Regions from separate parts of the Homo sapiens genome. Here region 1 is linked to region 2. Evidence: read pairs that join two places in POLR2A ChIA-PET (ENCODE). Cell type or tissue: HepG2. All regions are shown on one strand. Links, peaks and the distances in the headings refer to the core of each region. The heading gives the core; the rest is flanking DNA. Region 1 has its middle 34 kb from the start of TRIM9. Region 2 overlaps TRIM9 (tripartite motif containing 9).

Evidence for each region. ChIA-PET counts read pairs that join two places held together with the same protein. Peaks named below come from ENCODE experiments on the same cell type or tissue, not always from the same donor. Only the 100,000 strongest peaks of a DNase experiment are listed, where the experiment ranks them.
Region 1: POLR2A ChIA-PET joins it to region 2 with 5 read pairs; 2 of 35 experiments call an interaction of 5 or more read pairs at or near these places.

What each region holds. Positions count from the first base shown.
Region 1 is chr14:51,126,603-51,131,003 of GRCh38, reverse strand. No RefSeq gene overlaps it. Among named protein-coding and RNA genes, the nearest start is that of TRIM9, 34 kb to the right of the region's middle. In HepG2, for the core only: a CTCF peak has its summit at 1,649; no DNase peak of the experiment used is centred there.
Region 2 is chr14:51,002,713-51,007,113 of GRCh38, reverse strand. The region is part of intron 5 of TRIM9 (tripartite motif containing 9); the gene reads left to right. Among named protein-coding and RNA genes, the nearest start is that of PYGL, 60 kb to the right of the region's middle. In HepG2, for the core only: no CTCF peak of the experiment used is centred there; DNase peaks (open chromatin) are centred at 1,673 and 2,313; H3K4me3 peaks cover 885 bases.

The DNA of each region.
Region 1 (4,401 bases), core at 317-4,316, 120 kb before region 2:
CCACAGGAACATCGTATTCTCAGGGAACTGAGCATGGTTCATTGTGGCCATAGTTTACTGCCTGGTTTCTGGCCTATTGGCACCCCCTCAGAAACTCTGTGGAGAGGACAGGAAGACATGCATGTGTGTAAGCATGTGTTCATCTATGCACTTGAATCTGAGGGTAGGAAGTGATGGCATTTTACAAGGCGGTGTCTGGAATCTTGTGAGTTGTGGTCAAATGCCGGAGCCTAGTGATGCTGTGTTAGGAAGGGGATTGCAGGGTGACACCTGATTCCTTGAGGCATTGAGATGACTGTTAATAAACAAAATTATAAGACACCTGGGGACAGGAAATATGTCCCATTTAGGACTTTAGAAAAATCAACTTTTGACTGATCCAATTTCAGCAATATGGCAGACTGAGAAACATGAAAACCCTCCCACTGCAATGCCTAGAAAGGATTTATAAAATATAATACAAATTATTTTAAATGCAAAGCCAAATTCATACATTCTTAAAACAGGAACATCTCCAAGTGCCAGAAAATGGGTCACTGGAAACCACAGAGGTGACCTGAAACCATAGGCCAGGGTAGTTCAGGGATAAGGGATGCAGATGGATAGTGAAGGGTAAGGGGAAGCTTACAAGGAGGAATCAAGAAATCCACAATCATAGTGAGACTGTAACACACCTCTCTGTTACTGATAGTTCAAGCAGACAAAAACCAAGGTTTAGATTTGAATATCATAGTAAACATTCTATTTGTCCTTGGGGAAACCAAACAAACATTATAGGATCCTCAGCCACAGCCTAAACCCTTGAAGCACTTTCTCAAAAGGAACAAAGATCCATGATATGGAAGTGAAGAGTGCTTCCCTCCTGTTTGGGATCTTACCTTTTATGTGAATCCTGAATGATAAATAAAAGTTCTAACAAATGAGCAGCTCTCACGAGGGACACAATGGATGAGGAGGATTCTTTTGACCCTGATTAGAAGGGAAGAGGAGCAATTGAGAAATAAATATTAGAGTTAAACTGTTGTGAATGTGTATTAGTTTTCTATGCTGTGTAACAAATTACCACATATTTAGGGGCTTAATACAAGACTAAGTGAAAGAAGTCAATCAAAAAAGACCACATATTATGCAAGTTCATTCACATGAAATGTCTTGAAAAGGCAAATTTATAGAGACAGTCAGTAGTTTAGTAATTGTGTAGGGCTGAGGAGTTGGGGAGTAACTGCTAATGTGTGTGGAGGTTTTTTGGGAGGAGATGAAATGTTCGAAGATTGTGGTAATGCTTACAAACTCAGTGAATACACTAAAATTCATTGAATTGTACATTTTAAATAGGTGAATTATATAGCATACAAATTATACCTCAATAAAGCAATTAAACATGCACACTAACACATACATACACACATTATCCTGTCACAGTTTCCATGGGTCATGATTCTAGGAACCATTCAGCTGGGTCCTCTGCTCTCAAATGGTTGCAATCAAGGTGTCATCTGGGCTATGTTCTCATCTGGAGGCTCAGTTAGGGAAAATTTGCTTCCAATCTCACTCAGGTTGTTAGCAGAATTCACCTTCTTGCATCTGTAGATCTGAGGGCTTTGGTTTCTTGCTGTATTGGGTAAAGACCACCCTCAGCCGCTAGAGGCTGCCTGCAGCTCCCAGCACACAGCCCTCTTCATATCCAGGTCACATCATGGCCACTTGCTTCTACAGAGCCAGTAGGAGAGCAACAGTGAGTGCCAGTAGCATGGAGTCTTCTTTAATGTATTATGACATAATCATAGGGGTGATATCCCATCACCTTTGCCATATGCTTTTGGTTAGAAGTAGGTTGCAGATCCAGCCGGGCGCGGTGGCTCACACCTGTAATCCCAGCACTTTGGGAGGCCGAGGCAGGCGGATCACGAGGTCAGGAGATTGAGACCATCCTGGCTAACACAGTGAAACCCCATCTGTACTAAAAATACAAAAACTTAGCCGGGCATAGTGGCAGGCACCTGTAATCCCAGCTACTCAGGAGGCTGAGGCAGGAGAATGGTGTGAACCCAGGAGGTGGAGCTTGCAGCGAGCTGAGATTGCGCCACTGCACTCCAGCCTGGGCGACAGAGCGAGACTCTGTCTCAAAAAAAAAAAAAAAAAAAAAGAAGTAGGTTGCAGATCCTACTCACACTCAAAGGAAGGGGATTTGAATATTAGAAGGCAGGGGTCATTGGGAGTAACCTTAGAGTCTGTCCACTGCTGGCCACGACCTGGATATAGACATTCTGTGTTGCTATCCTGGGACTGTTTATCAACAGCTTCCTCACCAATGCCAGAGCAGGGTAACGACTTCCCATCTCACCTTCGGCATGTTGTTGATACAATTTGTCCCATAGCCATTGCCTATAAATGATGGCGAACACAAAACTTGCTAGTTTTCACTTGTGTATTTTATAAAAGTACTATACGACTATGGAAACATTCCAAACAGTACAGATAGGTATAAGTATTAAGTAAAGATTCTCTATGTCTTTTCTTGTTCACAATCACCTTGTTCTACTTCTCATGAGTAATCTTTGGAAATAGTTTCTGGATAGTGCAAATTATCAAGATTATCACCATTTCAGTATAACAAGAGCACCATCCATACAAGCAAAAATAGGAGTTCTCCTGGGCCAAGTGAGTTATTTAGTTTTCTGAGGCAGCTAAGATGAAGATAAACAGATAAGAGATTCAGTAAGGTGGAAAAGAGGTGAAAACAGGGCCACTGCAGAGAGGCAGCCTCCAGCCTGTGCTTCTGTGCCCAGGCTCAAATAATAAAAGTTCAAAGATAGGTGGAGAAGACATTAAAACCAAAAGGATAATTACAAAATAAGAAAATTAAAAGGAATAAAATAAAGCAATTTACATAGTATAAAACCAATAGATTACTTAGTTGGAAGTAAAGAGGAAAAATATTATAAAATATCTATGAAAAACATGAAAGTAAATAAAGGTCATAATGAAAGCAATTAAAAGTCCAAACATAAACTAGAAAACCTAGAGAAGATGGATAAATTCCTGGAAATATACAACCCTCCTAGATTAAACCAGGAAGATATAGAAACTCTGAACAGACCAATAACAAGCAGTGAGATTGAAATGGTAATTAAAAATTTGCCAACAAAAAAGAGTCCAGGACCAGATGGATTCACAGCTGAATTCCACCAGATATTCAAAGAAGAACTGGTATCAATCCTGTTGACACTATTCCACAGGATAGAGAAAGAGGGAATCCTCCCTAAATCATTCTATGAAGCCAGTATCATGCTGATACCAAAACCAGGAAGGGACATAACAAAAAAAGAAAACTACAAACCAATATCCTTGAAGAACATCGATGCAAAAACCCTCAATAAAATACTGGCTAACCAAATCCAACAGCATATCAAAAAGATAATCCACCATGATCAAGTAGGTTTCATACCAGGGATGCCGGGATGGCTTAACATTTGCAAGTCTATAAATGTGATACACCACATAAACATAATTAAAAACAAAAATTACATGGTTATCTCAATAGAAGTAGAAAAAACATTCAACAAAATCCAGCATCTCTTTATGATTAAAACCCTCAGCAAAATTGGCATAGAAGGGACATACCTTAAGGTAATAAAAGCCATCTATGACAAACTCACAGCCAACATTATACTGAATGGGGAAAAGTTGAAAGCATTCCCCCTGAAAACTGGAACAAGACAAGGATGCCCACTTTCACCACCTCTATTCAACATAGTACTGTATGTCCTAGCCAGAGCAATCAGACAAGAGAAAGAAATAAAGGGCATCCCAACTAGTAAAGAGAAAGTCAAACTGTCACTGTTTGCTGATGATTATCATCATATACCTAGAAAACCCTAAAGACTCATCCAGAAAGCTCTTAGAGCTGGTAAATGAATTCAGCAAAGTTTCAAGATATAAAATTAATGTACACAAATCTGTAGCTCTGCTATACACCAACAGCGACCAAGCTGAGAATCAAATCAATAACTCAACCCTTTTTACAATAGCTGCAAAAAAATAAATAAAGTAAAATAAAATACTTAGGACTATACCTAACCAAGGAGGTGAAAGACCTCTATAAGGAAAACTACAAAACACTCCTGAAAGAAATAATAGACAACACAACCAAAAGGAAACACATCCCATGCTCATGGATGGGTAGAATCAGTATTGTGAAAATGACCATACTGCCAAAAGCAATCTACCAATTCAGTGCAATTCCCATCAAAATACCACTATCAGTCTTCACAGAACTACAAAAAACAATCCTAAAATTCATATGGAACCAAAAAAGAGCTGCAAAGCCAAAGCAAAACTAGGCAAAAAGAACAAATCTGGAAGCATTACATTACCTGACTTCAAACTGTACTGTAAGAC
Region 2 (4,401 bases), core at 69-4,068:
GGGTAAAAGCCTCAGGGTTTTGAAATGCTTTAATCATCTGTCAAAATCCTCTCCTCCCCCATTCATTGCCCTCCTGAGTCATGTCCATCTGCTCACGGTGGAGTCCAGGCCAGTTGGCAGGATGGTAGAGATTGAGCTGGAGTGAACAGGCCCTTCACTGGGTATGGGAACTGCGAGTTCATGCTCTCTGCATCACAGACCACATTTCTAAAGCACTGTCACTTGGCCACTTAGGACTGCGCACAAAAGTAAGAGGGACAAGGCTGTTTGTCCAGTCTGTTCAAGTCTGCACACACAGCAGAGAATACCAAGTATTCTCAGGGCCAAAACGCAGAACCCTCTCCCAGCACAAATCCATCTGAAACCACACAAAAAACAGAACAATGATTCATGAAGTTAACCTAACAGGCCATTTGGTATAATACTGGATTATAGTCTTCCATTTTCATTTTCTTTTTTAACACTTTGTCTAATTTAATTTACTTCTGATTATTATCACTCTGCCTGGTTAATTTATATGCTTTGCTTTGTGCTCATTGAGTTTAATTAATTCAGTGAGAGCCTAGCCTTCTTTAGAATCTGAATAATTTTCATCTGTCAGATGCTTGCGATGGAAAGAAAAAGCCAAAGGTCATGACACAATAGAACTTGATTGGCTGGAGTTCAGACTTCTATTGGCCTCTGTAATATCTGTTAATATATACACAACTCTTCCTGTTGTGGCGTTCATCTTCTTATTTTTTAAAGATATTCTTTGTCAGTTTAATAAACTGCCCTTTCACAACTTGTCAGTAAAAAATATGTCAAGAAACTGCACCTCAAAGAAAGAAGTAGCATTTGGAGTGGTATTAAAGTAATCCGTCCATTGTGAAACTAACAATACATGTAATCCAATATGTATTTTCTAATTGTGCTAAGTTGATTACAGGAGGAAGTTAAAATATTTTCAAATTTACTTAAAGTATGCATTTAAAGTTCTGACTCAAAATCATAACTAAAATATCTGTTTACTTCTTGACTCAGAATTTTATCAAACATCTCTGGTTTCAAAAGCTCATCATAGACGCCATTGTTGTTGCCGTTGTTTTTGTTGTTGTTGTTGATAAAAAAGAAAGTAGGTTTGCAGTTGGCTTTTACGTATTTTCACTCAGACCAGCTGCTATTCAGCAAGAATGCACTATCTAAAGTTTTACTCTCTTATTAGCTACGGATTTAACTGACCCATTCTGATTCCACACCACCCTCAAGCAATGGGATCAATCTGGAGAAGGCTGGTACCTTTTTTCAAATATCCCTAAATTGTAATGGCACGTTTTCTGGTTGTATTTTGATTAGAAAATCATCTTACCCTCTTTCCAGAAAACTGGAAGTGGCATTTGGTCTTTCAGACTTTTCTTTTATAGAAAACAACATATTAAGTTTTGTCTTCTACTTTTATTAGAGAGTAATTAAAAAAACATTTTCCACTTAATTCTAAGGTTGTATGATCAGCTCTTTTCCAGGTCATAGGAAGGAAATTTTAAGTCTTCTCCTAGTCAGCCAAGGGCTTTACTGTTTGGTTGAGAATAGATTTCAGATACCTACTTCCTCCCCCAATAAATATTAACCCAGAATTGTCTAAGTACACAAAGAATCCCAAGATTCATGAGTCATGGTACTGAAGTGAAATGCCAGTTTGTTCATTCTGAACCAGGACGAAACAATGACCTAACAGTTCACCAAGCCTTTTTAGCACATAGACCATTGGCTGTTAATCCCCTTAAGTGCCTCTACTCACCTAAGGGTGTATTTATTTTTATTGACTCAAGTTGAATATAAGAGCCCTGAGTATGCACCAAGGTCATGGGCAAGGACAGTGTGATCTGAATAGAGTCCCCTATAAATCATAGGGGGAAAGCTGCCAGAGGGTTAGCGGGGATGGAATGAGCACACACACTTGCATGTAATCTGTTAATGCTGATAGCCTGAAATGCATGGACTCAAAACCTGCGTTCAGGGTTATCTTTAACAGTGTACCGGTAATAGCTTTCCAGAAACAGCTTGTAGTTCTGCTAAAGTCTAAACTTTCCTCAGATGCCATTTGTATTGTTCAGCCACCATAAAGGGGAATGACAGTCTACAAATGAGCCTTCAGAGAAGATAACACAGTAAAATTGCATTCCCAACCACCATAGTTGTGAAGGTAGAATCTTTATTTGGGGAATCTTTATTGTTCACATTATAGGAAACAGAAAGAAACTTTGGGAATTAGACGTGCAGACTTTCCTCCAGTACACTATTTCTAAACACCGGACTGGAGAGGGGCAGTATGATGCAATGCTAAGCACACAGCCTCTGGAGCCAGGCTGCTTGGCTTCAGATGCCAGTCCTGCCACTTACTAGCTGTAAAACCTTACTGTGTTTCCATTTCCTCAGCTGCACAATAAAGATAATTGCAATACCTTCTTTATAGGATTATTGTGAAAATTAAATGAGTGAATACCTGTAAACCTCTCACAACACTCTCTGGCATTCAGTAAAGTGCTTGAAAGCATCCCTTATGATTAGTGTTCCCTGTTGAGGTTGGGAGCCCAGCTTCTCTTCTCACTTGTCCCTGCCACACTCCTGTGTACTTTCACAGAGGAATTCTGGATGGTTGTGAGTGTTCACAATCTGAAAGATCACTGAAAAAAAAAATTAAACAAATAAAATGTGAGATAGAATTTGAAATAGAGTGGCCTTAAAAAGGGAAGACATTTGAAAACATTGGTATAAGAAGCTGCTACTGGAAAATTTAATTTTGAACCACAGCTCCGCCAGACCTCTTCAAGGAAGTCAGTGAGAATAGCTTCCCCCTTGTATTTTAAGAGAAGAATTTTTAGCCTAAAGCTTGATTTTACAGGCTAAAAGAAGGATAAATGCTGGAACCCTGATCAGGTCAGGGGAAATTCATTCTTAAGGAAAAAACAAAAGCTGCCCCAGAATGATCAAGAAAGTGTAAAAATCAATATAGCTATGACAGCCCCAATAACAGGAGTTCCAGTAAAACACAATGCTCTTCCTTAGATTTCAGTCCAGAAACTGTAATGCTATCCTTTTCCAAACCATAAAAGATAGATTAATTGGAAAGTACTTTGGATTTCTAGTAGACCATTTATTTTGTGCCTAATGAAGTTAAATAGGATAACATAACACCCACTATAAAATATATTTTTCTAGAATGTCAGCCTGAGTTTCTGCTAATGAGGCTGTAATTTTGGCACATTCACCTTTTATATACAACATCACTGGGGGTAAATAAGGAAAACGGAAAACTAATTCTCAGCACATGGAGGAATAGATTCAGACAGATGCAAATATCTCTGGGTTAGTTCTTTCTTTTTTTTTTCCTCTCCACTCCCTTTGACTTTTTGTCCATTTGCTAATTTGTCTAAATCTGGGACAATATCAAGATCTGAAGATTATTGAGAGTCTAGCCTTTTTTTTTTATCCTTTTGGTCTTTTAAACTGTATCCACCAAGGGCTTATAAATTAAGTTCTGATGTTTTAATTACACATGACATCATGTATTTCAGTTACTTTTTTAATTATACCTATGTCTACACAGGTACATTTGAGTTTCTTATCAGAGACATTGTAAGCATTTGCATGATTTAAGTTGAAACCATCTGTGATCTTATTCTTTGATTTTTGTAATTGATGAAATGTAGACTTACCTGAAACATGAACAAAGGAAAAAAGAAAGACTAATATGGAGCTAATGAAATAAGAGCATAAGGAATTGTTTCATGGTGGGCGCTAACTAATAAGGACAGTTAAGAATAAATACCCCCCGGGGGGAATCATTCATGTCTCTACAAGCCCTTTGAAGAATGGTTTCCCAAAACTTGTTATATTTATCTTCCGTAGTAAATATGTTAAAAATGTATTTTAATAAAGAAAACAAATTTAAAATAAAAAGGAAAGTCCCTAGTAGTTAAAATGACCTAAAGTTAATCCTGCAATTACGACTCCTGGGTGATGCCTATTTATGTTTAGATACTCTCATTAGAAGGCATTATGTCTTCTGTGTCCTTCTCTTTCCAACCAGTCCTGTAGTTTATTTAGTGAGCAAGACAATGAATTTATTTCCTTTCCTCCAAATCTGGATTTCTGGGGCTTCTGAGCCTGCAGTAGCTGTAGCTCTTTGATAAGATTTCATCCAAACCCTGTGCCGTTGAAGCTTAAAACATGATTTCTTCTCCTAAACCAATTGCCTGCAGTTTTAACAGGCACTAATTTTGATTTAGCTATGTTTGATTTAGTAGCTCAGACATGGTTTTATTGTAATGTCTCACAGTGTTTTCTTAAGTATACGACAATTGACCGGCTTCACCTTCTCATTTCTTATGTTACAGTCACTGCTTTTGTTTTCTAGGTTAT